Linked DNA regions of Homo sapiens: region 1 is linked to region 2. Evidence: read pairs that join two places in POLR2A ChIA-PET (ENCODE). Cell type or tissue: MCF 10A. All regions are shown on one strand. Each heading gives the region's core, and the rest is flanking DNA. Links, peaks and the distances in the headings are about the cores only.

What was found. ChIA-PET counts read pairs that join two places held together with the same protein. Peaks named below come from ENCODE experiments on the same cell type or tissue, not always from the same donor. Only the 100,000 strongest peaks of a DNase experiment are listed, where the experiment ranks them.
Region 1: POLR2A ChIA-PET joins it to region 2 with 17 read pairs; 15 of 35 experiments call an interaction of 5 or more read pairs at or near these places.

What each region holds. Positions count from the first base shown.
Region 1 is chr3:71,498,341-71,514,180 of GRCh38, forward strand. The region is part of intron 2 of FOXP1 (forkhead box P1); the gene reads right to left. Among named protein-coding and RNA genes, the nearest start is that of MIR1284, 36 kb to the right of the region's middle. RefSeq lists enhancers at 1-47, 5,276-6,475 and a silencer at 12,218-12,512. In MCF 10A, for the core only: no CTCF peak of the experiment used is centred there; DNase peaks (open chromatin) are centred at 5,391, 5,711 and 6,031.
Region 2 is chr3:71,568,236-71,583,781 of GRCh38, forward strand. FOXP1 (forkhead box P1) reads right to left here and starts at 15,493. Exons shown (of 21, transcript NM_001349338.3): 1 at 15,336-15,493; 2 at 13,314-13,462. RefSeq lists a silencer at 15,366-15,546. In MCF 10A, for the core only: no CTCF peak of the experiment used is centred there; DNase peaks (open chromatin) are centred at 11,856, 13,956, 15,006, 15,456 and 1 weaker place.

The DNA of each region.
Region 1 (15,840 bases), core at 2,481-10,480, 75 kb before region 2:
GCTGTGGTTCCCTGAGGCCGGGACCTAGCAATCAAGTTGTTTACCAAACACTGCCAGGCACCAGGAAAACAACAACAGCACAGACAGCATTTGCATCTATTTTTCAACCTCCAAAAGTCTGCCCTGGAACTTGCCTGCACAGCTGAGAGAAGAGCTTAAAAATTAAAGGAATGAACTGCACTGGGTATTGGCCTCCATGGCCTAAATGTAATCAAGTATTCCATTTCTATTGAAGAATGTCTATCCTAAAAAAAGAGGATTGAGGAACTGCAGAATTTCAAGCAGTGGATTGATAACAGACAACATGCTCATCACGGGCATTTCTGAGCATGCCAACAAAGGCCCTCTCAGCAAACTGACATCATATGCTGAGCCTCCAGCAACTCACAGACATCTTGACCAAGCACCAGGATCTCCAGGGGGGTTTGTAAAACACAGATTGCTGGGCCTCTCCTGCAGTTTTGCATTCCATAGGTCCAAGACGGGGCCTGAGAATTTCTAGCAAGTTCCCAGGTGATACTGATGCTACTGATCCGGGCACCATCCTTTGAGAACCAGTGCTCTAAAGCTAGAGGCTCTATCCCCACCCTGAAGATCTAGGAAGGAGTTCATTTCCCACCTTGACCTCTCCCATGGGTTACCTGGTTGAGTTATGGCAGTTACCTTGCATAGCTGTTTCCAGAACAAAATGCATTGGATGGTTTCCATCTGCTTCTCCAGAGGCTCCACTCACTATCCCCCACCCAGCTCTGTGTCCTAGAGGGCCGCTCTCTGTCCAACCAATGGGAGCTCTCATCTCAGGACGCCACAGAAGATGGGGTATTCATTTCTCTAGTTCTGAGTCCCTCTTTGACCAGTGGCAACCCTGCCAGGCAGCTCTCTCCACACAACTCCTCTCTCTGGGTTCTTTCAGCCCTCCTCTGCCTCCCCTAGTCCACTTAAGGCCTAGGAGAACTAAAAGCCATCTATTTCCATCAGGGACCCTTATGCAAAAGTCAAATTCAATGTGTTGCCCACTGGATCTCCCTTGGTTTGAGAATGCTAAATGGCAATTTTATACACACACATAATATACGTATGTATATACACACACATATAAACACGCACAAGTATACATATGTGCATATAAACATACAGACATGCAGATATATACATCTTCATAATTGTTCGTTTTTAAATGCAACTAAATCAGATTGGCCAGAAAACTTGGGAGTCCCCTGGCCAAGGCCACCTCATGGAGTTTGCATGGATGTTTCCTCGGGTCCCACGTGCCACAGCAAGAGTGAGCCTGCTCTGTCTAATCTGTTACACAACCTGATAAGAAGTGCATTTGTGAGAGCTTCAATCCTTCTCTAATTTACAAACTTAGTTTCCTTTGTTGCAAATGGCACCAAAATAGAAAGGGAACAGAAGTGGGTGGAGCGGGCTCCATCACCAACTCCTGTGAATAACTTTTTGACAATGCTGAACCCAGTTCAAAAAAGCACATCAGCTGCAAAAAAAGGTATGTGTTTGTCAGCTCATAAATAAGATGCCAATCCACCTCAATTCATAGGCTAGGAAAAGAAGAACAAATAATACTTCTGTTTTTAAAATAATAATAATAATAACTCAAACGTGCCCTAAATAAGCATCTGTCTTTAGCGCTAAGTTCTAATAAAGTTCTGGTAAAAAACGGTCACCAGATTTAACCAAATGGGTCACTACACCAACCTCCATGGTTTGGGCAAGCCCATTTAACTAACTTTGTTTCAGTGAAGTTCCCTAAAACTAACCAATCACTATTCCTTTTATTAATCTTCCACTAGTAAGGTTTCTTTCAACTCACCAGAGGACTTATTGGTATCTATGCTCAAAAACAAATTTTTAAGTAAACCCACTAGACTAATTAGAACACATGGGGAATTACGTAATTACTTTTCTAGCTCTGAGGCTCAACCTGAAACCTTTTCGGTTTGTTTGTTTATTGCTCTCTTTTTCACTAACAATCTCCTGAATATTCCATGTGAAACTCGCAGGCTAGTGAGATTTTTCCTGTGGCATCTGTCTGCTCCATTCCCCCATCTATGTCCAAACCCTGCTCTAGAGAACAACTGACCTAACTGATCACTTCCCCTCTTTGGGGATGAGATAGACCATCATCCTGCTGGCTTCAGAACACTCCAGAATCTCCCTTCTGTGCTGAAGAAACTCCACTCCTCCTTCCCCTGGGCCTTAGTGCTCACCTCTCTCCACCATCTTCCACTACCATCATCTGGATGAATGGAGAGACTTGCCTTTTACCCTTAAAGATGTCCCCTCTCTCCTTTTCCAGAAGCCACTCATTCTACATCTTTCAACTTCAAGCAACTAAAAAAGAAAGAGTTGGTCTCTCTTCAATTCCTGTTACAGCCAAGTCGTTCCTCTGCCAACAGCCCACCTCACCTGTCACCTACCCTCAAGGAAAGTACCATCACCTTCCTCCACCGTGATTCCAAGATCCATGGAAACCTTTCTATTCATAGTCACATGTAAGGGAACCACCGCTTCCTGCCCAGCCAACTGGCAGTTACTTCTAAATGTCAAGGATGGCTAGGCACAGTGGCTCACATCGTTAATTTCAGCACTTTGGGAGGCTGAGATGGGCAGATTATCTGAGGTCAGGAATTCAAGACCAGCCTGGCCAACATGGTGAAACCCTGTCTCTACCAAAAATATAAAAATTAGCCAGGTGGGGTGGCGGGTGCCTGTAATCCCAGCTATTCGGGAGGCTGAGGTGGGAGAATTGCTTGAATCCGGGAGGCAGAGGTTGTAGTGAGCCCAGATCAAGTCTCTGCAGCCTGGGTGACAGAGTGAGACTCCGTCTCTAAATAAATAAATAAATGGCAAAAATGCTCTTCAACACCTTTCTCAGGTATTTTACTACAGAGTGAGCATCACTAATCAAAAAAATCCAAACTCTGAAATGCTTTTCTTTTTTTTTTTTTTTTTTTTGAGACGGAGTCTCGCTGTGTTGCCAGGCTGGAGTGCAGTGGTGCCATCTCGGCTCACCACCACCTCCGACTCCCTGGTTCAAGCGATTCTCCTGCCTCAGCGTCCCGAGTAGCTGGGATTACAGGCACGCACCACCACACCCACCTAATTTTTGTATTTTTAGTAGAAAGAGGGTTTCACCATGTTGGCCAGGATGGTCTCAATCTCCTGACCTCATGATCCACCCACCTTGGCCTCCAAATTGCTGGGATTATAGGCGTGAGCCACCGTGCCCAGCCCAAAAGGTGAAAACACTTTTGAACAACAACATGACCTTTCGAAGAAAATGTTCATTGCATGGGTACAAAAAAATAGAAAGAATGAATAAGACCTGGTAGTTGATAGTACAGCAAGGTGACTATAGTCAAAATAATTTAATGCCACTAACCACCTTGAATCCATTGCTCCTCCCAGTGCACACAATCCACCTTCACGTTTCTGAACTCGGTGTCTTTTACATCATCTAAGACTCATATTGTGGTACCCAGTGCCCTGAAAACCCTGGTATCCCTCAAGATGGCCTTGTCTTTTCTACTGACTTCCTGTTCAAGCTCTTTGGTTTCTTTCGCAGAGTGAGATCAGCAAGGCAGGGTCTGGGATTTGCAGGTTATATCCTGGATGGTGGCACGACAGCGCCTGGAACACAGAAGGTTGGGAGGCGTGACGCTCATCAGGAAGGCTCTTTTGGGGAGCCAGGAAGAGTCCCCCAGAAGCCCACTTGGCACCCTATCTATAACAAGTTGCTCTTTAAGAATCATGGGAACTCCAGAATCATTTTCACAAATACCTTCCACTCATGATTCAATTAAATGGCAGAAAACACAAACCTTCCGTTCCCACTGGCAAACTGGGTCTAGCTAACTGAGCACAGCTAGCACAAGGCAGGCCCCCTGCTAGCAGGGCAAGTGGCGGCCCGGTCCCCAAGGCCCAGGGGAGCCTCTGCAGCTCCCTGGAAGGACGGTCAAGTGAACAGAGAGCTGGCTGCCATCTGGGTTCTTTATAAGGCTTTTGTGGTAAACATGTTTACTTTCTTTTGATTGGCTAGGCTTATCAAGTATTTTGTTTTGAGTCTTGCTCTATAAACATGTTTACTTTGAGGGGAGAGCTTTTTTGATAGCTAGCACACTTGTTTTTCACACTTTTAAATTCAAAACATATTTTTCACAGCCTGTGGTAAACAACTCAAGGTGGTAAACAAATTATATTATTTTCATCTTCACACTAGAGAGGTGATCCCTATGTATCTATTCAAAGGCTTGAACTGGGTTGCCGGTAACCAAGGCTCTCTACTGGATGAGAACAAGAATTATATTCATAATGATGATGTTACTAAAAGGAAAACATTACAATGGCAAATCCTGCAGTATCAAACCTAAGCCTCAGTTTCCCCAGTGGGAACATTCTAGAAGAAGCCAGCCATAACAACAGCAGGGGTAGTCCTATTAATTGATGACATCCATATTTTCCATGAAAAATTAAGGTTATGTAACCGGCATACATAACAGCTAATACGGGAGGAAAAATCAAATAATGTTTCAAAGAATGAAGAAACCAACTAGGTCACAACACTAAGTGCAATTCTTTTGAGATCTGTTTTCTGTGATGATTTTTGCCTGCTTTACAATTAGAAAAAAAAAAAAAAACAAGTAGTAGCCTCTAATGTAAAACTGAAAAGCCTTCCATTATTGGAAAAGGAGTAAAATAACAAAAGAGTTAAGAGAAGAAAAAAAAGGAACATATCTCTTGAGAGAAAACCAATGGTCCCTGAAGTAGGATTTAAAAGTGCTGTTTACATAGAGGCATCAGAAGAGCCCCTCTGTGGAGGTAAGTGTGAAGTCCCATAGCAGTGGAGCCAAATCTGTTTTCTAGAGAGTTCTCTTGGTCTCCATGTTCCAACTAGAAACAAAAGCCATCTTACCAGAGGCCTTTGTAGTTAGTTACAAATTACTTAAAGGAATAAAAATACAGGCCAAATTACTTGCTAAAATAAATAAAGCCCCCAGCCCCCAAATCATCTTCTAAGCTTATGCTCAAGTTAAGTTAAAAAGCAAACAGAATTTCAACATGATGAAACCCCATCTCTACTAAAAATACAAAAATTAGCTGGATGTGGTGGCACACACCTGTAATCTCAGATACCCGGGAGGTTGAGACAGGAGAATCACTTGAACCCAGGAGGTGGAGGTTGCAGTGAGCCAAGATAGTGCCATTGCACTCCAGCCTGGGCAACAGAACGAGACTCTGTCTCGAAAAAAAAAAAAAAAAAAAACACCACGAATTAAGGTTGTAGCACCACACTATGGTAAACCTCCTCAGTGACTCGATGTTATTATTTCGTCAGGTATGGTACTGTAGGGAGGGGAGAATGGCAGAAGACACAGGAAGCCTGTATGGAGCCTCATCCATCATTCAGGCCAGATCATGTACAGAACATACAGGCATCAGAGTACAAACATACTAAGTAGCCTTGTTTTCCAAGGTTATAACATGCTCTGGGGACATGCTCATTAGGGGGTCAGGAGAAGGAGCCAAGGGCATTTGGAGGCAGCCACTATTCCTGACTTTCAGATTCTCTTCTATCAAGGAAGAAGACCAAAATAAATAATTTCCAGGTAGTTTTAGCAGAAGTGCAGCAAGACCCAGGGGGTGAGTACACATCACAAATTCCCAGGAAGATCAACGCCATCCCAGCTTTGCCAACAACTGTTTGAGATGTTTCGCAAGTCAGTGAGCTTCTCGGAACCTGAGTTTCCCTTCTTATAAAATGAAGGCATTTGAATCCCATCTTTTTGAACAATACTATGTCATAATTTTATGCCTCAAATCGAAAAAAACACTTTGGGGGATAACCGAGAATTCCAGGCTACATCATCCAATCAATACAATACTTGGAGCACTTTCAAAAAACCCACCAAGGAACCAAAGCTACCATAACTTAAAAGGAGCAGAAACGAAATTTCAGATTAATATGACGTTGGCCAGTGACTAGTCATCAAGCATACTTCAGCATTTAGTTGTCTGAGCAGACAGGTGACTCAGCGGGAAATGGGTTACCCAGCCAGCCACGCTCATCTGACCCACTGCCTCAAAGTAATTTTTCCTCAATTTTCAAAACCAAGAAAGTAAATGACTAATGAAATGACTGAAGAATAACTTCCAGACAATTCTTACATTAAAAAATAAAACCAAACTTCAGCACAACAGTAAGTAGATGAGAAGAAAACAACCCGGCTCAGAGCTGTCCAACGTCTGATGGCCACAGTTCCTTCTGACAAAGGAAACGTGCACATTCCAGGGTGTGTGGAATGATGTGGTTTGGAAATGTCTCGAGGCGCCAAGGGAAGAGCTGATGATCAGGACAATGTCATCAAGAAAAGTGTCACGGAGCCCAAGTGGTGACATTTCTGTTGCAAATATGAGAAAGGAAAGGAACACGCTGGTCCTTCACCCTGGTGTTCAATGCGGTCGTAGGACTTTTGGATATTCTCCTGGGTACTTCCAGTTCTAACACCAACTAACATGTGCAAAGCCTGTGCTGCACTGCACATGAGGTACTCTGTCCATAGCATTTTCATCCACCCTCTTATTAAGCCTTATAACGGTGGCAAGAGTAAATGCTATTATCTTACAGATGAACGAACCAAGGCTGGTGAAGGGAAGTCCTTTACCCAAGACCACAGTCAGTGACAGAGCCACATCTTTCTGAAACCCAAGCCTCGTCCCTTAACCACCAGTGAATACTACTGAGTACCATTTTTCCAACAGCTCAAACAGGAAAAGTAGGAACGTTTGGAATGGTTCCCAAAATAAAGACAACCTGGCAACATAGAGTTATAATTCTGTTCAGACCTCTACGTTGCCTCCCACTGTCTAAAACCCTTGGCTTCTTGCGTGAAGTCAGGCAAACCCGGGAAGCAGAAAAGCAAGGACCCAAGTCACCCCTGGTAGTGCAGCTTGGAAATGAGACAGGACATCTCCCCCAAGACAGGAGACAAGGAGGGAGTTTATGACGGCATATGAGGCATGCACTCAGTCCTCCTATTGGACTGTAGAAGAGGGATGCTTTTTTTTTTTTTTTTTTTTTTTGAGATGGAGTCTCACTCCGTCGCCCAGGCTGGAGTGCAGTGGTGCAATCTAGGCTCACTGCAATCTCCGCCTCCCCTCCCAGGTTCAAGCGATTCTCCTGCCTCAGCCTCCAGAGTAGCTGGGATTACAGGCGCTTGCCGCCACGCCCGGCTAAATTTTTGTATTTTTAGTAGAGACAGGGTTTCACCGTGTTAGCCAGGATAGTCTCGATCTCCTGACCTCATGATTTGCCTGCCTCGGCCTCCCAAAATGCTGGGATTACAGGCGTGAGCCACTGCGCCCAGCCCTGAAGAGGGATGCTTTCTATTCTTCTCTCGGTCTCCCTTCAATTCTCCCATTTTCTTCTGAATCACAACTGTGGGCATCGTCCCCCTTCCTCTCCTACTTCTTCCCCTCCACGAATGTCACCTGTCACTAAAGTCTAAAGGATGAGATTATCACTTCCGCCCGGAAGCCTCTCAAATGAAATTAAATCAAACATTTATTGCACTGTGGTACCACATGCACTGGGTGAGGTGGGGGATACCCAGGCACAGTCTGCCTCTCTGGGCAAGAAGTTAAATAACAATGTGCGATTTAAATAACATTTCAAGACAACAATAAGAGCCTTGTCACCGGGAGTACATGATTAATTGCCAGATGAATTCTACAGACAATAATTGCTGCAAAGTTCAAAAGGAGGGAGCAATCACTTCCAACAAATATATCCCAGGTTGCAAATTCTCCACTGAGCCTTAGTTCGCAGTTGGCTTCGGCAGTGTTGGGAGTTGGCTGCCTGGGGTCCGATCCTGGCTGTGATACTCGTGGTCCAACCCTATTTAAGTTTTCTGGGCCTCTGTTTCATCAGCTGCAAAACAGAGGTAATGATACTTCCTACATCATGGAGTGGTTTGAAGATTAAGTGGGATAATGCATGTAAACCTTGAAACAGGGCAAGTGGTAGTTTTACATCTCCTGTCTCCACGGCGGCGTATCTGCTATTCGAATCCGCACACGCTCCCTACACTGGCTCCCCCTCCTCACCTCCCTGTGTTTGCCAAATCCCCAGGTTTTCTTTTCCAACTAGCTGATAACTTTTCCAACTAAGGGGTTCCACGGTATCCTTCCCCCAGTACCAGGCAGCTACTACGTCTGCCCTTGACTTAGGCTCGCTGCTAGCTCTTGCATCCAGATTTCCACCTCCATTTCTAATATCCTAGGACAAGAGCAGGAAGCTGAACAACTGGGGGAAGCTGGTCCTTCCCCTCAGTACCAGCCAGCTACCACGTTTGCCCTTGACTTAGGCTCAGTGCTGGCTCTTGCATCCAGATTTCCACCTCCATTACTAATATCCTAAGACAAGAGCAGGAAGCTGAACATCAGGGCACCTGGGTTCAGCTCCCAACGTTGCCATAGAGTAGCCTTGTAATTCTGCACACTTTACAGTTTCTCTAAACCTCCATTTCTGCTTCTATAAAATGGGGCTAATGAAAGTCCCTACCTCCAAGCATTGCTGAGATTAAATTATCCAATTGGAGAGCACTGTGCTCAATGCCTAGTCAACCAGCAACGGCTCCACACCTGAGAGCTGCTGTTCTCATCTTTGCTTGGACCACACAACTAAGTGAACAACAGTGTCCCCGGCTGCTCTCTCCTCTCTCAAATGTGTGAGCTGCTGCCAGTCCTTCATGGTACCAGATTTGGGTCAGCGAACCACAGAACTTAATTATGCCCCAGTTTTCTTTCATGCCCATTGATCTAATTTTACATTAAAGTTTCACAAATAGAAACAGGTACTCTCATGCACAGCCAGGGCCAGGGTAAACTGACACCGCCTTTCCAGTTGGGTGGTGATATGCTTCAACAAGACTTAGAATCCCTTCCAAAGAGTAAGGAGTGAACAGGAATGCATGCTTTTAACAAAATAGTAATCACTGGGGAGAATTCAACTACAAGGTCACAAAGGAATACATCACAGCATTATCTAGTATATGAAAACAGAAAAATAAATGTCAGTTAAAAACTATTTCTGATTCATATGATAATGAAATATTATGCAACCATTAAAAAGTATTGTAAAAACAAACAAGGGCATAGAAGGAAACGTGAGCCCCAAATCATACCTGCTTACCAAATGTCTATTGAATGATATGTTGCAAAACTGCTTTTTTTTTTTTTGAGATGGAGTCTCGCTCTGTCACCGAGGCTGGAGTGCAGTGGCACAACCTCGGCTCACTGCAAGCTTTGCCTCCCGGGTTCACGCCATTCTCCTGCCTCAGCCTCCAGAGTAGCTGGGACTACAGGCACCTGCCACCATGCCCGGCTAATTTTTTCTATTTTTAGTAGAGATGGGGTTTCACCATGTTAGCCAGGATGGTCTCGATCTCCTGACCTCGTGATCCACCCACCTTGGCCTCCCAAAGTGCTGGGATTACAGGCATGAGCCACAATACCCAGCCCAAAACTGCTACTTTTTAAAGTTATTTGAGTACTTACTGTGTGCCAGCTGACAGGAATAAGCACATTACATATGCTAGGCTACTGCAAAATCCAATGAAGTGTTATTATCCCCATTTTACAGACAGCAAATGGAGACACAGGGAAATAAAATAACTTGTCCAAATACACACAACTAGTAAATGGATTTAAACCCAAGTCTTATTCCAAAGCTCTTGCTCTTTTCTAATGAGTGCTGCTGCCTATAAACTTATTAGTATATTTATGGCTGCATTAAGTATATTTCTATAGGGGGAAAAAGGACTAGAAAAGCTGACAAAAATACTAGAAGTAATTCTTTTTAGGGGGTGGCACTACAGATAATGTTTATTCTAGCTTTGATTTGGTTTTTAGATTCTTTACATTTATCATAAATCATGTTTGTAATAAAGGGAGGAAATTTGGGGGACAAAGTATTTTTCTGTTTTAAAAGCTCAAATGGCAGCCACCATCTTTCCCTCACTGTGACAGAAGCAGATGCTAGGCAGGCGCTGGGCTCGTGAGGGAAGGCAGTGCCTACCCAGTGGTTAGAGGTCCAGGTGCTGGAGTCAGACGGCCTGGGTGCAGAACTCCCAGAAGCTCTGGGGAAGCTGCTCAGGCCTCTGTGAGTTAGAAATAGGCAGGTATGTACAGGGCTTGGATCAGGGCTCACAGATCCTGAGGGCTCTGTAATATGAGTGATACTCATTGTTTTACGAGTGACATCTTCACTCTACTCAATACGTTTTATAGCCTCTTTCTGCAGATGGAACCAAAACATCGTTAAGGCAATGTGTCCCAATATCTTTTAACCAATTATCGTAATAGATCCTACAACCACCCCTCTCTGGCCCCCAACCTCCCAAGGGCTTAGGGCTGTCAAAGAAACAACTTAGGTCTGCAGAGTGATACCTGCCTTGGAATTCCAGCTCTGACCCTGGCTGGCTCTGAAATCTCGTGGATGTCACTTAACTTCCTTGCCTCAGTTTCCTTGCTTACAAGATGAAGAGGGCAACAGCTCATAGCTCACAGGATTGTGGTGAGGACAAAAGGGGAAAATGTATGTGAGACACTGAGCTCTGCATTCAGCCCACTGGGACTTCTCAATAAACCTGACCCATCATGACTACTTTGGCATTTTCTGATACAGCTCCACTCTCCGTATGGATTTCGCCAGTCATTATGGGTTTCTTCCTTGTAATGGTTTTCTTGCCATCATTTTTTCATATTTAAGCATTGTATTATAATAGAGAATAGAGATGAAGCATGCCCTTGTGCAGATTCTGATACTGTATGCTCCCTTATTAGTCAGCCAGGGCTGCTGTAACCCAGTACAAGAGACTGGGTGGCTTGAACCACAGGCATTCATTAATATTTGCTCATGACTCTAGAAGCTGAAAGTCGAAGATCAAGGTATCCACAGGGTGGGTTTCTCCTGAGGCCCCTCTTTTTGGCCATCTTCCCTCTGTGTCATCACACGGTCTTCCCGTGTGGGTTTTTGTTAGAATCTCCTCTTCCTATTAGGATACCAGTCACACTGGATTTGGGCCCATCCTAATGATCTCATTTTTAATTTAATTATCTCTTTAAAGTCCCTATCTCCAAATACAGTCACATTCCGAGTGAGGTACTGGGGGTGAGGGCTTCAGTGTATACATCATGGGGGGAGGACATAATTCAACCCACAACAGCTCCTCACCTCCTGAAAGGACAAGCTAGGCCCCAAATTAAGAATCAGTTATGCTCTAGGAGGCTCAGATGGGAGAATTGCTTGAGGCTAGGAGTTCAAGACCAGCCTGGGCAACATAAAGAAGCCTCTGTCTCTACAAAAAATTAAAAATTAGCCGGGCTCAGTGACATGCACCTGATTCTTAGCTACTCAGGAGGTTGAGGCAAGAAGATCACTTGAGCACAGGAGTTTCAGATTGCAATGAGCTATGATTAGGCCACTGCACTCCAGGATGGCCAAGAGAGCAAGACTCTGTCTCTAAAAAGAAGGAATCAGGCCAGGCACGGTGGCTCACGCCTGTAATCCCAGCACTTTGGGAGGCCAAGGCGAGCAGATCACCTGAGGTCAGGAGTTGGAGACCAGCCTGGCCAACATGGTGAAACCCCATCTCTACTAAAAATACAAAAATTAGCCAGGCGTGTGGTGGCAGGCACCTGTAATCCCAGCTACCAGGGAGGCTGAGGCAGGAGAATCGCTTGAACCCCGGAGGCGGAGGTTGTAGTGAGCCGAGATTGCGCCATTGCACTCCAGCCCGGACAACACAGCAAGACTCTGTCTCAAAAAATAAATAAATAAGAAGAGTCAGGCCATGTGCGGTAGCTCATTCCTGTAATCCCAGCACTTTGGGAGTCCAAGGCGGGTGTATCACTTGAGGACCAGCCTGGCCCACACAGTGAAACCCCGTCTCAACTAAAAATACAAAAAATTAGCCAGGTGTGGTGGTACTTGCCTGTAATCCCAGCTACTTGGGAGGCTGAGGCAGGAGAATCGCTTGAACCCAGGAGGCAGAGGATGTAGTGAGCTGAGATCCCACCACTGCACTCCAGCCTGGGCAACAGAGTGAGACTCTGTCTCTAAAAAAAAAAAATCAGTTGATCTTGGGCCTTGGGCTTTGGCAATCTGAGCCAGTCCAGGTACTTCAGAAAATGAAAGCACACAGGTGCAGCACAATGGAAAGGCTTCCCCCTAGACACTTATGTGTAGTGTCCTCCCAGTGCTGTAGTGAGCTCCTTGCTCTTCCCAGCCACCAGACCTGCAGAGGGGGCTGATGCCTACCAACTGCAATGTTCAACTAAGCTCTGTCCAATCGAGTCAGCAGACCCAGCCATTGCTCATATTTACATTTGTAAAAAGTCAGGACGGAAAGTGTTCATTCCTGGCATGAACTCCCCAATCTGGGCTCATAAACATAAATCAAAGCTGAAGGTCATTTTTAAAAAATCAGTACATGCCTCATTAAAACAATTTTTTTAAAACTGAGTTTCTTGAACCACGGCCTATAATTTACAAAGTGCAAATGTCTGAGATACGTGTGCTAAATTTAAAGAAACAACTATTATTAAACACCCCATTATGTAAGGCAGTGAAATATATTTGCACTCTGTATATCCGTTATAATATTTCAACTGAGCCTCACAATGTTTGGCAGTTCTTTCCTTCGGTGATAATAAAAGGCTTTTCTTTCCATTAAATATCTAAATTAAGTCAAATAGTGTATGTTAAATAAGCCCATAAGTCCTTTTGTATGATGCAATGAAGTCTTGAAATGCTTATCTACTGAGCACTCTGGCTTAAAGGCTGGTGGTTTATGTCCCCTGCAGAGCCCCGGGACCCTGCTGGCTTGGCCAGACTGTGAAAATAAGCTTCAAATGACCAAACGCAACTGCAACTTTAAAAGTAGGAACCAGACCAGACACAACAAACCACAGTGTAGTCAGCCTCACTTGTCATAATTCATATGTGTGGAATTCAACTGTAAAAGCATTCACAGAGTGCTAAATTTCCTCCATTGGGGCATTCCATGTGGAATGTCAGATTTTGAAAAGCTGCTGATAAGCCACTCCTGATTACAAGTCTACAAGTTGTAGAATTAATAAAAAAAAAAAAAAAATTACCCCAACCCCAAAACATCTCTGTCTGTGTCATCCAATCCTAAACAATGTAGGCAAGTGCCAATATTTTTAAATAACCAGGCCATAAAAATATGCACTCAATTGGTGGCCCTGTATGAACACTGACTTCCTTTTTTTTGGTTTTCTTTTAGCTCCATGTCTACATTATTCTCCATTTTGATGGCCTACATAATGATCACTTATAGCAATCCTTTTTTTGAAAAAGAATCTCATCATGGTTCAATGACTTAAAAATATAATCCTTACAGATTTTTAAAAGAGAAACTTGAATGGATAAATATATTCATGTGTAGATTTCAAAGCCATGCATGTATATATAGATGTAAACACATGAAAATGTAATAATCCAATTAGCACATCTTTTTTGGAAACTAAATTAATCTTAACAAAACTGGCCTAAGGCTCAGGTAGGAGTTGACGGAACTGCTGGTGATGACGACAACAATAATAGCTGCCATTTAGTCAACATTTACTTTGTGCCAAGTGCAGTGCTCAGCCCTTGACATAGATTTTCCCATTTGGTTCCTCACAACAAAGCTCTGATGTAGGAATGCATCTTTATACGTGAGAAAACCACGGCTCAGAGATGGGAAGTCACCTGCTCAAGGTCACATAGTAATTAAGTGGAGGGGAACCAGGGGTTGAACCTAGTTCACATTGTGCTATATTGCCTCCCAGTGGTGCCTTAGAGACAGGATATAGGGCCTGGCGAAGGGTAGGGTAATATACCTGGCCCCTAAATGACCTCTTATCTTGGCTAAGGACAGGCAGCATAGCCTAGGCCCCATCTCAGGAGAAGATTTAAGAGCAGACACACCCTGTAAGCAAGGTAAAAAGCCAGAGCCATATCCCACCTCTCTTGCAGACACAAAGGAAGAAATCCCCACCCAAAAATGAACTCCTAACCTTCCTCCACCTATTACCTTATTGCCTTGTTACCAAAAGCACCATATGCATGTTCCTGAAGAGTCTATTTTTCCCCCATCACAACACACTTAAGTAGTACATATTTAAGACAGAAAAGCAATAGTAGTCCTCTTCTTTCTACAATGCAATCCAACTTTTCCTGGGTGACAAAAGATGAATAAAGGGATGAGAGAAGCAAAGGTGTTGGATTATTCATTTGTGAATGCCACTTCATACAACAGCTGGTCACTACCCAGTAGAGTAGAAAGAGAACAGAAAGGGAGTCAACCAACTTGGATTCTCAGTTCCATTCTGTCCCACATCCTGGTGCCGTCATCTCTTCCCACACACAGTAATGAGGGAGGAAAGACCATCTCCACCCCTGTGTTTATTTCAGACTTTCTGTGACTCTGAGAGCTTCCTTTAGGTACACAGAACCAGCACGCCAGCCCTACGGCTCAAGCACCAATGCCTAACACCAAGGAAACGTCACCCTCAAGAGTTAAACTGAGCATCTCCTTACACGGCAAACACACAGAAGGATCCCTGAGATACTAGTAAGGTCAGTTTTAGGGGAACATGAAAACAGCCTGCTCCAGTAGCATTTACCAGGCATTCCTAACTCCCTGGGCTCCCAACCTGGCCCATACCTCTTTCCTTAACTCCAGATGTGTGTACCTATCTGCCTCTACAGCCTGTCCTCTGGAATGTCTAGACATCTCAGACTCAACACGTCCAGAACTTGATTTACCCTCTCAAGCAGGCTCTATCCACGTGATTTTCAATCTCAAGCAGGCTCTGACCACATCCTTCCCCAACACAACTTGTCCTTCCCAATCATAGTCCACGGCAACTATATCCTTCTCATCACACTCAGGCCAATCATCTTTGAGTCAATACTGACTCGTGTCTTTCTCTTAAATTCTACATCTATTCCATTAGGAAATCCCATAGAGTCTGCCTTCAAAACAGATATAAAAAGCCAGTACTCCCCTCCTTCGCTACCAACTTCCTGGTCACAGCCACCATCATCTCCCCGCCAAGCTTCCTAACAGGACTCCCTGCTCCTTCTCTTACCCCACCCGTGGTCTATTCTCAACACGGTAGCAAAAGAGAACTTCTTAAAACTTATAGCAGATCAACACCTCCACCTCTCGCACCAGAACTGTGTGAAAGTTGATTATACAAAATGGGTCAGGGTGTAGCGCAAGGTGTGAAAGTTCATGATGTGGAATGGGTCATTCTTTGTCATACCCCAAACTGAATCACTCTGAGGGCCTGGAGGATAAAGGCACTCAGGGCACATAGCATGGCTCCAAGAATGTAATTCTCTGCAAGCCCAGCTGCTGAAACTGCCTGCTGCAACCATAAGACCGGGTTTACCTAATAGCTGCTGAAATGACCTGCCACAACTCTTAAGGCTAGCTCTACCTATCACCGTCACTCGCTGTTCAGAGCTTGCCAGCTCCCCTAAGCTGCTTCTCTTGCCAGTGAGCTTTCTTTCCATTTCTAATAAAACTATGTCTAATAAAATCCTCAAACTTTGCTCCAATGAGTCTGTGCATATGCCTTGAACTGCAATTCTGTGATTCCCAAATAAAACACTGAATTTAGACACTTGTCTCTATATTTTGACTTTGACAAAGGCAAGTCCTTTAATGGTATGGCCCCAACTGGCTCTCAGGCCCCATCTCTCACCACACTCCCCCAGTCCACTCCTCTTGGCCACAGCAGCCTCCT
Region 2 (15,546 bases), core at 7,547-15,546:
AGAAGGTATGTGCTTCCTGAGGAATTTGAACCCAATTTGATTCAGCAATAGAGTACACTTAGATGGATGAGTGCAAGCTGTACAGGAGGGCCTCAGGCTGCTATGCCTGTCCCAACCTGGTCCTCCTGTTCTACAGAGGAAGAACCCTTGGTGCAGAGAAACAAAGCCCTTCAAGACAGTTTCTGAATCTCAGGCAGAGCTGGTTTCATGGACATGTGACCTGTGCAGTCCCACAGGGCCCCACATACAGAAAAGCCCCAAGCTCAGAAGAGCCCCACCCTTGGTTTAATGCTCTGCCATCACCTTCTTGAAATACTTACTACTTTTTAAATAGGGACCCCAAATTTTAATTTTTCAATGGGCCAGCAGATTATACAGCTGGTCTTCTGCTTTTTGTTTGTTCCCTGAATTTTTTTTCTTTTTTTTTTTCTGAGACAGTCTCACTCTGTCACCCAGGCTGGAGTGAAGTGGCGTGATCTCAGCTCACTGCAACCTCTGCCTCCCCGGTTCAAGCAATTCTCCTGCCTCAGCCTCCCAAGTAGCTGGGATTACAGGCATGAGCCACCACGCCCGGCTAATTTTTGTATTTTTAGTAGAGACGAGTTTTCACCATGTTGGCCAGGCTGATCTTGAACTCCTGACCTCAGGTGATCCACCCGCCTTGGCCTGCCAAAGTGCTAGGATTACAGGCGTGAGCCACTGTGCCCAGCCTGTTCTCTGAATTTTCAAATGCCTCATAAGACTTGGATTTTTATACCACATTTTTACAGACAACTTGTTTCATGGGCTATTTACACTCTATGAGACCTGGTTGTCCTAGATTCTCAAAAATTTTTATTTAATGCAGAGAACAGCATTTTTTTCACTTCATCCCTAATACATGCTCCAAGCTGCAAACCAAAATGTGTTAAGTATGACTGTCAGAGCTCAAGAAAAAGCAAGACACAGATGTCACTAATGGGCAGAATAGGGGTATGAAGGGACAGGATACATTTTCTACCTCAAGGAGCTGAGAGTCTGAACTACTTATGAAAGAGCAGTTCCGTTTACCAAATATGCACATGTGTACACAAGTGCATGCAGACGTACAGCACACATATCCACAGAAAACACTTGCAACTCCACAGGCCCATTACGGCCTTATTCCCATCTCATGTAATGTAAATTACAAATGCAGAGACCATTTGGTCCTTATAGTGCTGCCCTCAAAGAAAGAAGGAAAACCAAATATAAATGCATACAATGGAAGAGCAAGTACTTATTAAGAATCATATAGAAGACAGTTGTATTATACTGGAAAATACTCTGCTACAGAGTGAAAGAACAGCATGTAACAAAACAGTATAAGGAACATCATCTATATATTTTATATTTTTAAATATGAGTAGTATATTCATATATATACATATACACACATACACATAGAGAGAGAGAAAGACACATATGTGCCAACGTAGGTATCTACATTCACAAGTGTATGTAAATACAGTTATGGATATCATTACGATCCTAATGGCTATGTGACTCAGTGAAAATCAGTCTCCACTTTCTTTTTTTTTTTTTTTGAGACGGAGTCTCGCTCTGTCGCCCAGGCTGGAGTCCAGTGGCGCGATCTCAGCTCACTGCAAGCTCTGCCTCCTGGGTTCAGGCCATTCTCCTGCCTCAGCCTCCCGAGTAGCTGGGACTACAGGCGCCAGCCACCACGCCCGGCTAATTTTTTAAAGACAGGGTTTCACTGTATTAGCCAGGATAGGATGGTCTGGATCTCCTGACCTCGTGATCCACCCGCCTCGGCCTCAGTCTCCACTTTCAACCCCATTCTCTTCATGGACAAAGGCGTGGCTCAGCTCTGACTGTACCTTAGGTCTTCTGGAGCTCTGACAAGTCCCTACCTGAGGGGTCAGGGCACTCCCAGTAATACTGGGACTCCAAGTCTCAAAAGCAAAGTGGCCCCCACTGCCTCCTCATTATGACAGGAAGCTTTAGTGCTCACTTGGCCTGGGTAAAGAAACACTTTGTTTCTTGTTTTCTACTTTTCTTTTTTTTTTTTTAAAGATATGGCTATGGATAATGGTCGTAGATATCTTACAATCTAGGATTATTTTGAAAACTTTTTTCTGAGTTATTCATTGTAAGACTCTCCCCAATCCAAGGGTGAAGGATACTTGGACACAACACAATGCCAGTTCAAGTTCAAGGGAAGTGTTCCATCCTCTTTCAGCCTCCACTCAGCTCCCTGACACACGGTGCATGGTCCAGCTCCCTGGGATTTTCCCATTCGGAAAGGGAAGCCGTTTGTCGAGCCAGCCTCTGTGACCACTCATGATCTGAATTACCCACAGGTGTTCGAAAATACAGAGGGATCCAGCATAATTAAGAGCATTAAGCAATCATCTCAGCCCAAGGAGGCAGTTGAAGAAAAGAACAGAGTTTGGGCAACACTTGGGGAAATAAATTCCACAGCCTTTCACCAAGTTGAAATCTTGGCTTTGGACACACATAAAAATGAGCCTGGCCCAATCTTAGCTCTCAGTGGACATCTGCCATATCACAAGATTTGACCCAATTGGCCTGCCTTACCATAGAGAAGGCCACTGCTGGAGCAGCAGATGGTACTGCTGGTAAGAGCCAACGTGGACGGACAGGGCTGTGGCAGGGAAATGGCAGAGCACAGCTGGCCCCAGCCTGGGTAGGAGGCTTTGCTTTGAAGAGAATCATTTTTGTGATGCATTTTTTTAAAATAACATCGATCTGATTTCCTTCTCTCGTAGACTTCAATCACTTTTCATGTCCTACAGAACATTGCTAATTATTCTTTTATTTTCTCTCTTGTCACCAGGTACTGTCATACAGTAGTAAAACAAGTGCTAAACTCTATCCACAGAGAAATGTCTGTTACAGAGAATTGTGTTAGAAACGCTTTGTTGACAAGGAAGGTAGAATCAGTGTTTTCCCTTAAGGTTTTAGTAACCCAGGAAAAGATTCTAAGTTACAAGTATTACTTCTCTTTAAGTAAACCATTACTAAGTATGATCTTATTTGATATGAAAAACTCAATTAAAAAAAATTAAAACTGCTGTCTAATGGGTGATACCGACTTTAATAGCCCCTGGTTAATGCAGACTAGTCATTTAAAAAGAGCATTATCCAAACATTGCCCCTTTGTTATCATTTTCCCCATTCTTCAGGGAAACACTATCTACCTTTATACTCATTTTGTTTAACATCTCTAGTCATTTATGCTATTTACTGAGTATCTGATATTCTTAATAAAATGTCAGTACAAATAAGCAAGTTGTCTAGGAGGAAAAAAAATTAAGTTTTTCCAATCTTCCCTGGCTGGTCAAGGTAAACATTTCTAGATGGCCCAAGTCAGTTAGCCAGGCTGACAAAAATGCCTTTTCTCTTTCCTCTTAAATTACAAAAGATGATCATTTTACTCAGCAATGAGCCTGACTAAAATGAAACTCTGTACATCAGAATTAAATATGTTCTATCCACTCGAAATGAACAGTGTATTATTTATCACTAATACTTAATGACAAAAAAACTGATAACTTTCCCCGATTATACCACTGATTTCATCTAGTCTCGCATCATCGATTCTTTTGGTCATTAGCATAATCACAGAGCATCAACTCTGGCTTATGCAGCAAGTTTGATAACAGAGATGAAAGTAGACACACACTATTTTAAAAACATGTTCCGATTTTCATCTAAGTATATCTTTATTTATATGGCTTTCTTACCATAAAGATGCCAGTCCTTTAAAATATGCAGAAATCACTTTCTACACTGAAGAACAAGGTGCTATATCATAACAAGGATACAGAAGTATAAAGCGCCTGTTAATTAAACATGGCTTTTTAACTCGCTACCCTGCATATGTAACTGCTAAGTTCCAAGCCAAGTCTTTAAATAAGAAAGAGAAAATGGCTAGGCTCCTTCAAATGAATGCTTTGCCTGTTTTTTCCCTTAATGTAAGAGATCAGCCACTTGATAGATTATTTTTTTTAATCAAATTCCCTGATAAATGGTTGAGGTTTTAAAGTTTTTTCCCCCAAAACACAGACAAATGAACAAATTATGAAGTTCCAGTCAGGACTGATGGTTTCTTATGAATCTGAAATTTTCAATGTACAGAGTGCTACTGGGTTTTAGGCTCAAATTTAAAGAACTTGTCTTGAATTAATATCCAGTATTTCAAAAGGTTCACATGGAAAAATCAATAAGCTATAGCTACATGTATCCACATGGATGAATTTTACTGTTGTTTATTTTTTAAAAAAGCAAGTTACTAAAAAACATATATAGTAGGATGCTATCAGAACAAACCTTGAACGTGCAAAACAAAATCCTGTATTTTGAGGAATCCTGTACATGCATACATATTAAAAATATGAAGAACTACACAAGATGAAAACCACCCAGCTGCGAACAGTGGTAAAGTAACCTCTAGGAAAGAAGGACAGAGGTAAGATGAGGATGGGATATTCCAGGAGCCTCTCCTACCTGAACCAGCAGCGTCTTCTCTCTTAAGCCGGGCTACAGGTACATGGGTGCTCACTGATTTACTCTTTGTTCCTTTTTTGTGCCTTACATATTTCACAATGAAAATGGAAACATATAAGCATACAGTTTTAAAATAAATAGCTTTGTAAATATCAGCCTGATTTCTTTTCTTAAAAAGGTAAGTTGAGTTGTTCTCAACTCACAGAACAAAATGCTTGAGACCAAGGCATCACACTCTATTCAGTAATTCGGACACTGGTTACAAATACTGAAAAACCCAGCAATCCAATATAAAATCTATTCATTTTCAAAAGTTCTTAGGATTACCTTATATTTAAAGAATTTTTAACCTCAGGAGTCTGCTGCAGGAAAGTCACTTCTAACAAAGAGATACTCTGTATTTAGTAAATGTGACTGTCCTGCTTCTTAAGCAAAACAAAAGCAAACACAGAAATGAGATTTCTCTCTAAGTATCTTTTTGAGTTGACATAAATACACACACAAGGAAAAATATGCAAGAAGCATACTTTGTGTGTGATTTCAGGACAAAAAGGTATCAGAAAAGGTGAACTTTCGCCAGGTGGAGAGTCCCTCCGTCCCCACCCCCACCCCATCCTCATCCCAGAATACTTAAACCTTTTGCTGCAGTTGCCATAAGGATAGCCAGACAAAAGGGAGAAGCACCCCCAGTCAGCAGCAAGGAGGATAACTTGCTTCTACAAGTATAAGAATTTGTTGTAAGCTTACCAAAGTTACGGCTGCGCGTTTACTGTCAACATGCATCACACTGCAACAAAAGCCATTATTTAGAAAATAAGATGAACACATTTAAGCAGCTGAACCCTTCTTAAACCCAGAGAAGGCATGCAAAACAACAGCAGGTCTGCAACAACATGCCTGATGGAGCCCATAAAAGAAAACTGGGGACTGAACGATTTTCTATTCTAATAGACCATTTTCTCCAAAATTATTTAAAGTTGCTTATGGACATAGATGTTATCTGAAGATGCCCCACCCCTCCTTCCCAAGGCTCAATCAACTAGCTTCTTTCCAAATAATTAAATGGGGCAAACTTTCTATTAGAAAATATCTACCATACATCACTAAAAAAAGGTCTGTCATTGATTCCCTAATGAAATATCAGTTAATTACTTAACCTTTCTTAATGAAATGATTAACATTTCAACAAACAAGGCGGAATGACTTCGCATCAAGCTGTAGATTACCAGTGACAGTGGTAACTATGTGTCCTCTACCATTGCGCCGTCTATTCTTTCAATCAGCTCCATGTTTCATCTTTTATAGAAATTCTTTATGCAGTAGTAGAGACACTCTACTTTTAAAATTTGGCCCATAAGAGTTTTTTTTAAGTGCCTCAGGGTCAGAACAGAAATTTTAAAAGTTTTTATTAGACGAATATCCCCAATGCTACCTAAACCTACAGAAAAGCAAACTGTGAAGTTCTAAACGTAAAAACAATTGCCAACTTTTTGGCAGCTATTAAAATAAAGCCACACCTAAAGCCAAAATGGAAATTAAAAATTAGGTGTGGGCATTATGGACACATTATTACCGGGTAACTTCAAAAGCCACATTATTAATACAGATGAAAAAATGTCTCAACAACTTTTATTTAAATAACTCTTTTGATCTTAGTGGTTAGATCTTTAGTTGAAGCCCTGAATATTTAAATAAGCCTCCTTAACATTTTATCTTCCTTTATTTCATAATCTTGTAGGATGCCTTCTTCTTAGGATTCTGGTTTCTTTATTTGTGTGGCATCGTTGGCTAGGCTATTTCCATCAATATTCGTGCATGCCCCATCACATACGATAGAGAATTTCCCAAGATGCTTGGGAAAATCAAAATACTTCTGCCAGCAGGGTTAATCCAAAGAGCAAACAGTTACAATTTTAAAATTAAGATGGAATACTCAGAAAAAAAAATTCTAGAGAGTCATCTGACACTAATTGGTAGCTACAGCATGACAACACCCATTGGGAAACATGGATGCAGGCAAGACAAAATTCAAAAGGAAATTATCTGATATTGACATTTGGTGAAAACCACCGATGTTCCAGGTTGTTCCTATCACGTTATTGAACTGTGAGGCTCTTGTTCTGCCTCTGTTTCTCTAAGTCTCCAAGGTTTCTTTTTGTGCCCTCCTGAAAAAGGAGCTCCGTTTTCTTCTCTTAGGTTTCACAATGGCCAACCAATTCAATTAAACTCTTAAGAAGGGTTGCAGGCTTTCCTCCAACTCTGATAATTGACAGGTCCAGTTTTCCCACTTTGGTGGGCATCAGGACCATGTGGGATGCGATTTAAAAACACAGATGCTGGCCCCACCCCAGATACGGCACATCCAGGAGTCGTGCAACTGTGTCTGTGTTGGGAACAACAGCTCTGCTGTGATTCCAATACTCGTGCTTGGTTAAAAACCACCGTTTTTCATTCGTAATAAAAATCCAAATACATTAAAAACAACACAGGATGGGCCTCAAGGTAAAATCAAAGAAATCATCAGTAAAATCCAAGTGAAGATAGAGATTTCAGTTCCACACATCTGAAAGAATAAATCACTTGATTCACAGGTCTCTAGCATGCATCAGAATTATCAAGGGAAGTTTGTTATAAATGTACGTTACCATGTCAATCAGCAAAAATTCTGACTCAAGGATCTGTATTTTAATAACCTACACACACACACATACACACACACACACACAGATACAGAGGTAGGTGAGCGAGGACCTCACTTTGAACCAGGCTGAATTAGGACCAACTGCAACCTCCCTTCACTTCAGACATGAGCATTCACTTCCATCTCTGTGCTCACCCCCAGGAGGGGAAGCCACCAGTGCCACTGGTCATCAGGAGGTAGGCACCAGGGCAAAAGAAACTCAAGCAAAACTCACATCACACCCTCCCCCAACAAAAGCTGCGGTCACTGTCCTGAGAGCACCAAGAATATCTTTTAAAAATGTGAGTAATAACAAAGCCCTGTATCATTGGATCCCTAAGCTCAAAGAACATATGTTAAAATATTACCCCTAATTCAAAAGCAGGGAACCTGGAGCAGAGAAAGTCACATTATGACTCAATTGCACAGCTGGGAGGGAGAAAGGACACCTCGGAAATTCAGTTTGATGCTAGAAATATTCTTCAGTGTCCTAGTAAACAAAGTGAATCACAAAATTAGCTAAAATCAGAGCATCTGGTAAAATGTGGATGTCCACCTGACTTACAAGTAATAAATAAATATATGTCCAAACATAAAACTCAGAGAAAATGTTTGTCCTAAGCAAATCTATTCTATTGAACATAAACAAGGCCCAATAATCCCACATTCAGATCCATTTTTCCCTCAGTAAATTGTCCTATAACATGCTAGCCTCTGATATCTTCAAACTGTTGAAATCAAACAGAATGACATGGGCTTTCTATTCAATGATCCCATTTCAGCTATTTATCTGAATTAGCAGCAGTTTGAGGAAATACACTCATCACAACATGATTCTGAGTATAGAGAAGTAAATAGTAAACAGAACACTGGAACACAACTGTGTATGTATTCATATTCCTTTTTAAAAAAAAAACTATTTTATTAAAAATACAATTTGGAAGGAAAGTGCAATTAGCTTTGCACAGGCACTGCTGAGATGTTCCCGAACACAGCAGACATATGTAAATATTTCGTGATATCAGTTCCATTTGAGTAGACCTGTCAAGATATTTACAGGGCTTGACAGTACTTCTGTCTTTAATTAAATTTTTGCCCAGATACTTTAATATAATTTAAATAGATTATTAGTTGTCAGAATCGAATATAAATTTTGTTTACGATTTAGTTACTTTAAGTACTCAGACTGAAGGAACTAATTTAACCCTACAACTGAGCAGCTTTAAGCATCAAGGCCAAACCACTAGAAAGCTCCCACTGCCCTTTGCACTCTACCAATAACCTTAAATTATTACAACTGAATTGTAAATTTCATGGCACTAAACTGAGCCCCCCTCCCCTCCTTTTGAAATAAAACAGCTTGGGGAGGGTCATGAGGAAACACCCATTTACACCTGTTCAGGTACTAGGTAGGTTCTCCCTTTCAGGCACTCGTTCTCACAGCGGCTGGCTAGATAGGAAACATTTTTTTCTCACTCTAAGTCCCATAAAATAACTACCGAACAAACACCTGTTGTGTACAAGGCAGGGCATGTATTAAAGACTGGCATCAGGGCATTGCAAAAAGAAAAACAAGCCTTGCAGAGACATCCACAAGCCAATCTGGTCAATAGATTTCACGACTGGGTAAAACAACAGTGCGTGCGAAGAACACAGCTTCTGGCACAACCTTCTTGTGAATGGCAGCTGACTTCTAAACAAGGATTGAAAAATGCCTTAGCACAAACTGACTGTAATTAATAAGAATAATTTATTAAAGAAACAAAGAACACTGTCTAATTGTCTTTCCTGACTGCCATGCACTTTCCCCCATTGTACTTCCTCTTTGCAGAATACCAGCCTCGTAGCCCTAACTGTAAGAACATTATCTATGGGATGCAAAACCAAAACACTTCTAGAAATCAAATATTCCTTACAACATTTATTTTTAGGTTAGCGACACAAGCCAAATCTGCTTAATTTCCATTAAGCACATGGTCACATGCTCATTGAAATAAACTACAAACGTCCCAGGAAAAAAAAAAAAGGAAAAAAACTATCATGCAGAAGATACCCCAAATTTCGCCAGGTTTGCCCGTTTCAGGAACTTGCCTCATCTCAAGGCCTGCTGGCATTCCAGCTTTTGGAGCCTTTATCCTTAATTCATCCAAGTACCGGAGAAGAGAAATATGTTGAAAAATCAGTTTAAGATGGTTCCTTGGATAGCATATGTATAGCAAAGTGGCCTGCAGAGTAGAGTAACAAATGACAAGAAAGATCATTAAAAAAATGCATGGGCCCAAGTGCAAACCTACTTGGCTTGCTGGCTTGTCTCACAAACTCAATGTTTGATCACCTGGTGGGACTAACTACCATCAACTTAAAAAAAAAAAATCCCCTGCAAATAGTAAAAGTATACATTGGCTCAGGTATAAAGTTCACCTGTCTATTCAGCAGATGCCTTTCTTGAGGTTATTTTCTTTAGAAAACAAACCCCTACCTGCTTGAGAGGTTTATATACTCTAGATTCAAAAAAACACATTTAAAAAGAAAAAAAGAAGGCCAATATTGCTGGTATAGCAAAAATGGCATTTACTATGACTGAAATCTATAAAAGAAGTGTGACATCTGACAGGATAAGGAAGAAAGGAAAAGCCCTTAGCAAAAAGAAAAAAAAAATTAAAAACAAAAATACCACCTGTGTAAATCTAGCCATGCTCTGGAAACCCTTTCTCGGTCGTGGAGAAGAAACAGCTCATGCTGAATGCCTTGAAGTTGCAATTAAATTGTAGTAATTTAAGATTATCGGGAGAGCAAAGGGCAGTAGGAGCTCTTCAGAGGGTTTCCCTCCCCACTTAATGCTCTTCAGTCACGGGTTAAATGAGTTTCTTTAATGTAAGTACCTTAAAGTAACAGAATCATAAACAAAATTTATACTATGTTCTGACAGCCTGCAATCTACTTCGGTTTTATTAACGTATACCTAAAATTATTTTTAAAGGACAAAATTCTTGCTATACCCTGTAAATATTCTTGGCATTCCCACTGAAATGTGATAGGTACTGTAACACCTAACCTTGTCTAAATATACATACTTTTTGAGATGTGGAATCTTACAAGATAGTGTTTCAAAACTGAGTTTGAGTCATAAGTAAAACATGAAAATCAAATAAATATGCACAATAAGATTGGCTGCAAAGAGGAAGCTGGGTTCAAAAGAAGTTGTCACATCTGCTATATTCCTTCTCTTTCTTAATTTTGGCACTGGACCCCCTGCAATATAAATATATTTGAAAAATATCACAATTCTTCTGTTAATTTAAACAACTGCTGAAAACAGACATACCCTTCAACAGAGCCTAAGATGCAAATTTACAAGGCCAGGGGTATAGTCTTTAAAAAGGCAAAGAAAAACTCAGTAACAGAAAACCATGCCTAGGCTCAATATTAACTCAGTTAACTTTTGCTATTATAAGTATAAATGGTTTAACTAGAAAATATTTATAGCGTTTTCAAAACATTACATATTGCAGAAAATTGCCTAATAGCATCCATGTGTATGTTTAACCCACATTGCTTAATTATACAATAAAGGTATATCTAGTAAAAACTACAGACTTTGAAACATGTTGTGCACCATGGTTATGAAACTCTGGCTTACAAAAAATATATAAACTGCTTACTATGTGACCGACACTTGTTAATTAAAAATATAATCCTTAAATGACAATTATTTTTATTCTTCTGTATGTGTTTACTTATCCTGTTTCCTACTTTGTTCTACTTAATTTAAAATAACATTTAATTTGGGGATAGTTTATCCCAGAAAAAAAAAAGTGTTACACAGTTTATACTCCACGATTTAAATATAAACACAAAATCTTAGACATCTCCAGCAATATAAACCCCTTATCTGAGACAGTTAATTTGAATAGTTGATGTTTCTTTCATTATACTTTGATAAACCTGTGAAAACAAAATGCTACAGTAATTACTGTTACTACTCCCTTTAAAAATGTAAAGTAGTTAAATTTTCCTAGACAACAAGCAAGGACAAGTTACAGAGAACTTGAATAAAAGTAGCAACGTGGTCATGTTGAATGTCAATCTAAAAAAAGAGGTTGTCTAATCTGGAGACTGCTCTCTCTCGCCTTTTTAAATTCCAAGAGTGGGCTGACACAAAACTTCATCACCAGAGATTTTTTTTTTCTTTTTTTTCTTTTTTCTTTTTTTTTTTTTTTTTGAGCTTCACATCAGATTTAAACTCTCACATACAAAACCTTGGCTTCCCTGACAAGGCAGATCTTCTAAACTCAATGTGAGAAAACGTTATCTAACTCTAGTGTAGGAGTCTAATGTTGGTAAAAAGAATTCCATTGCACAGTTCTTGGTAGCAAGACAGTCTCTGGACGACTTAATATTCCTTTAATACATTTTTGGGTAGCATTCTCCTCATAAAGAAGGATACATTAAAAAAAATAACTTGTTTCGCGACTCGGCATCCATAAGGAACTCAAATGCTGCCCAGAGAGGGGCTGAGTATTTCCTTCCAAGTGAGCCTTCGCTTGCACAACAAAGATTAGCATCTGCAATGGTCCATTTCTGCATAAGTGAACATATAGCCTTGCTGCTTGATCGAATAGTCCAGGGTTCTCCGTGTAGCAGCTCCTGACAACCACCCAGCAGCAGTTCTGTTTGATCTCTCCTGCTTCCTTAATTTGGGTTGTCAAGGTTCAGCAGTTGGAGGCTGTTTACTTTACTTTTCCAAAAAAAAAAAAAAAGTGATTTTTTTTTTCTCCCTCTCTCTCATACAATGACTAATCCAAAGTCTAAGGGGGGTGGGGGATGCAGCCAGTGGCAAGATGTTAAACCTTTTTTTTTCCCTTTGCAGTGAGATTTTAGCTGACACCTTTTGAATGGTAACTAGTTGAGTTCCTTTTTTATATTTTTCTTGCTCTTTAATTGTGAGACGTTTCAAATAGAAAGACAGAGGGGGGAAAAAAACAGTCCAAATTTCTGAAACTGTGAGCTGAGTTTTCTTTTCCTGGACCCAAAGGGATGGGTATTTCCACTTTGAGAATCAAAACTCCAGTGGAATTCTAAAAAAGATTTGATACATTTCTCTCTGGAACAGAAAAATAGCAGGAACTCCTCTTTCTCAATTATGTAGGCTATCCCTGGGTAGAAAACACCTGAAGTCTTACTATTTCTTTAAAAATTCTAGTTTACACATCTCCCTCCAAATTGATTCTTGCTGTGGAAAACGGGGGTGGGGGAAAGGGGATGGAATGGAAAAATTTTGCAGCGATTCTTCAATATATTTTCAGTAGCAGAAAAATTCCTTTAAATATCCTTGAGGTCTTCTCAACTCAGCTATTGTCCAAGCCCTAAACCCTTAAGTCTACGTACAACCAATGGTGAAGTGTAGACGGTTTGAATGTACAGATGCCTTTCAAAGGGAATCCAGAATGCTCCTCCGGCATTCCTGTTTAAAGAGCAGTGACAAAAAAGAAAATGCTAACTTGGAAAATACCTGTGAGCAGACATGAGCGCAATTCCAGCCCCTCAGAAGTGGACTGCATAAGGTCAAATGCAACCAAATGAAATGTTTATATTAATTTCATTATTCTGCCCAAGCCTCACAGATGAGGGCTTGTGGGGTGGGGAGGTAGGGAAGAGGAAGAAATAAGTTTCATTTTGGGTCTTCTGGTAGAGCAAAAAGAAAATGAATTAAGACGAAAGCATAGGATGAGCCCAGACTAAATCAATACACTTTGTAATCAGCCCAGCAAGGGTATTTGGATACAATGACTTGGAAATAATTAATAGTTATAAGAGGGGAGTGGGGTGAGAAGGGGGGCGAGGATGTCACCATATTTTATCGGAGCACTTTACACTCCACGCTAAACTTTGATCTCCAGATTTTCAGATTTAGGAAAGAAAGAGGGGAAAAGGGTGGAGGGGAGGAAGTCCAGTATTTCGAAGCACCTACCGGCCTGAGGATGGGCACATTCCTCGCTCCCGGTGCCTTATCGCTAGGCTCGCGCCACCCCGGCTGGCTCTTTGGGGACGGAGAACCCCTAGTGCCGCCTGGGGCTCTCCGGTGTCCCTGGACCCCGCGCCCGCGGCCGCCTCGACTTACCCGCGGAGTCCGGGGAGGGAGTAGGAGCGCCGCCTTCACGCCCGCGGAGGAGGCGCCGGCAGCACCATGGTCCCCGGCGCCGCTGCCGCTGCCCCCGGCCCGCTCGCTCGCTCGCCGCGCGCTCTCTTCCTCTTACAAACTTTCGGGTTCTGCAGTCGACAAGAAACCGGGGCGACCCTCAGCAAGTCTTCCCCGTGCAGGCTGGGGGGAACTGAAGGGGACGGGACGGGTGAGTAGGCCGAGGGGCCAGGACAGAGAGGGCAGCGGGCTCCGAGGACCCGCGAGTGCGCGTGGAGGGAAGAGAGGATGCGGCTCAGGGAATCCCTGCAAGGATCCAGAGACCGGGAAATCGGCCCGAGCCAAAGTCTCAGCACCTTCCCCAGGATCTCACAAAGTTGCAACAACAAAAAGGAGGGGGGAGGAATAGGGAGAAGGGGGTGGGATGGGGATACGATCACGGGCGCAAGGTTTGGAGTTACAACTGTTTATTTAGTCCTTATTCTCACAGGGGGCGGGAGCTGCGCGGGAATGGGGGGCTGCAGGCAGCGATTTCGAAGCAAACACATGGGAGGGGGGCATGCGACTTTGTTTCCGGGAGCGGAGCTCCCCAGAGCCCGTGTGTGTCACTGCCAGTCTCCCGGGACCAAGGCGGAGCTCACAACAGGTGGGGAGGGGGGCTCGTCGAGGGCCAAAAAGAAGAAGGAATCTAAGTTTCCGAGCGCGACGTTGTCTGAAAAGGAGGGAGGCGGGAGGCGGGGGCGAGGGAAGGCGGAGGCAGCAAATGACCGCGACCCCGCGGCAACTGGCAAACTCCTCGGCTCCCGGCGCCGCCGCCACCGCCGTGGTCCCCACTCGAAGCGCACGCCGCCTCGGCTCGCTGGCTCCAGGGAGTCGTCTCGGCGGGACAGGAATAGAGCGCAGGGAGCTCGGGAGGAAGGCTGCGCGCAAGCGAGGGACGGAGAGCCATCGGCCGCCAGGACAGGGCCGGAGGGACGAGGCGACACGCGCGCGACGCAGGACAAATCGGAGCTTGGGAAATCTCCCCGTCCCCCAAGCTTCAGAGGGGGGTAAAATCAGAAAATGTGTGTGATGGTGGGAGAGAGATCCGGGCGCGGCGACTCCTCGCAGCGCATCCGGCTCCCGCACCCACCCGTGGATCTGGCCACGGCTGTTGCGGACTCGTCTCGGGAAAGCGGAGGCCGAGCGCGCGTAGGGGTGCGTGTCTGGCTGGGGGTGCGCAGGTGCGTGTTTGAATTTTCCGGGCTCCGAGGGGGTGGCGGGAGAGCTTCCTCGCCGCTGACTCTCGGGGTAACGCGCGCGTGGCAGCGGGGAAGTTCCCCAGTGCGGGGCCCAGGGCCAGGCACCACAGTCAGTTTGCTGGGGCCCGCGGGGCAGCTCAAGGGCACCGAGGGGGCACACACCCGCGGGGAAAGAAGGGGAAAAGTTTGCTCCAAGTCTAAACTTTGGGCCTAGGAGGCGCCCGGCGCGCGCCCCCTCCCGCCGCGGCCAGGACCCGGGACCCCGCACCGGCCCCGCGCCCGGGCGGCCACCGGACGCCAACGCCGGACATCGAAAGTTGCGCCAGGCGGCCTGGGCTTATTGATTTCTCTCCCCTAGGCGATCGTGGAGAGCGCAGAGAGAGGCGTGAAGGGGCCTACGGGCAGGCGATCTCGCCTCCTCACAGTCGCCACCGCCCCCGCCCCCATTTGACTTATGCAAATAAACCCAAAGGGTGCGGGCGCCGCCGGAGCTCCCTCCACCCGCGCGCCGGCCCGCAGCCCCCACCCATCCCAGAGCTGGGCCTCGACCCGGGGGGGAGAGGAAGAGAGGGGAGGGCTGGGGGAGATGCACGTGGAGCCTGGAGGTGGAAAGTAGTTGTTTTTTTTTTTCCATTTTTTTTCTCTTTTTCTTTCTTTCTTTTTTTTTTTTTGTGCTGGTTGTTGTTGTTGTTTAAAGTGGCGGAAACAAGACAGGAGGCGGCTTGGGAAAAAGTGGAGCAGAAATGGAAAAATACAAACTCACCCGCTGCAAATGGTCTCTCGGTGCAAACTAAGGTGTTTTCGGGCCTTTCCCCGCGCGCGCCCACTCCCGCCCGCGCGCGCACCCCGCGCACACACTCACTCGCGCACACACGCGCGCACACACGCACTCCCGGGCGAGGGCCGGGCCGCCGCGAGTACAGCGTGCAACCGCCACACAATAAATAACAATAGATTCCTCCGCTCCGGACTAG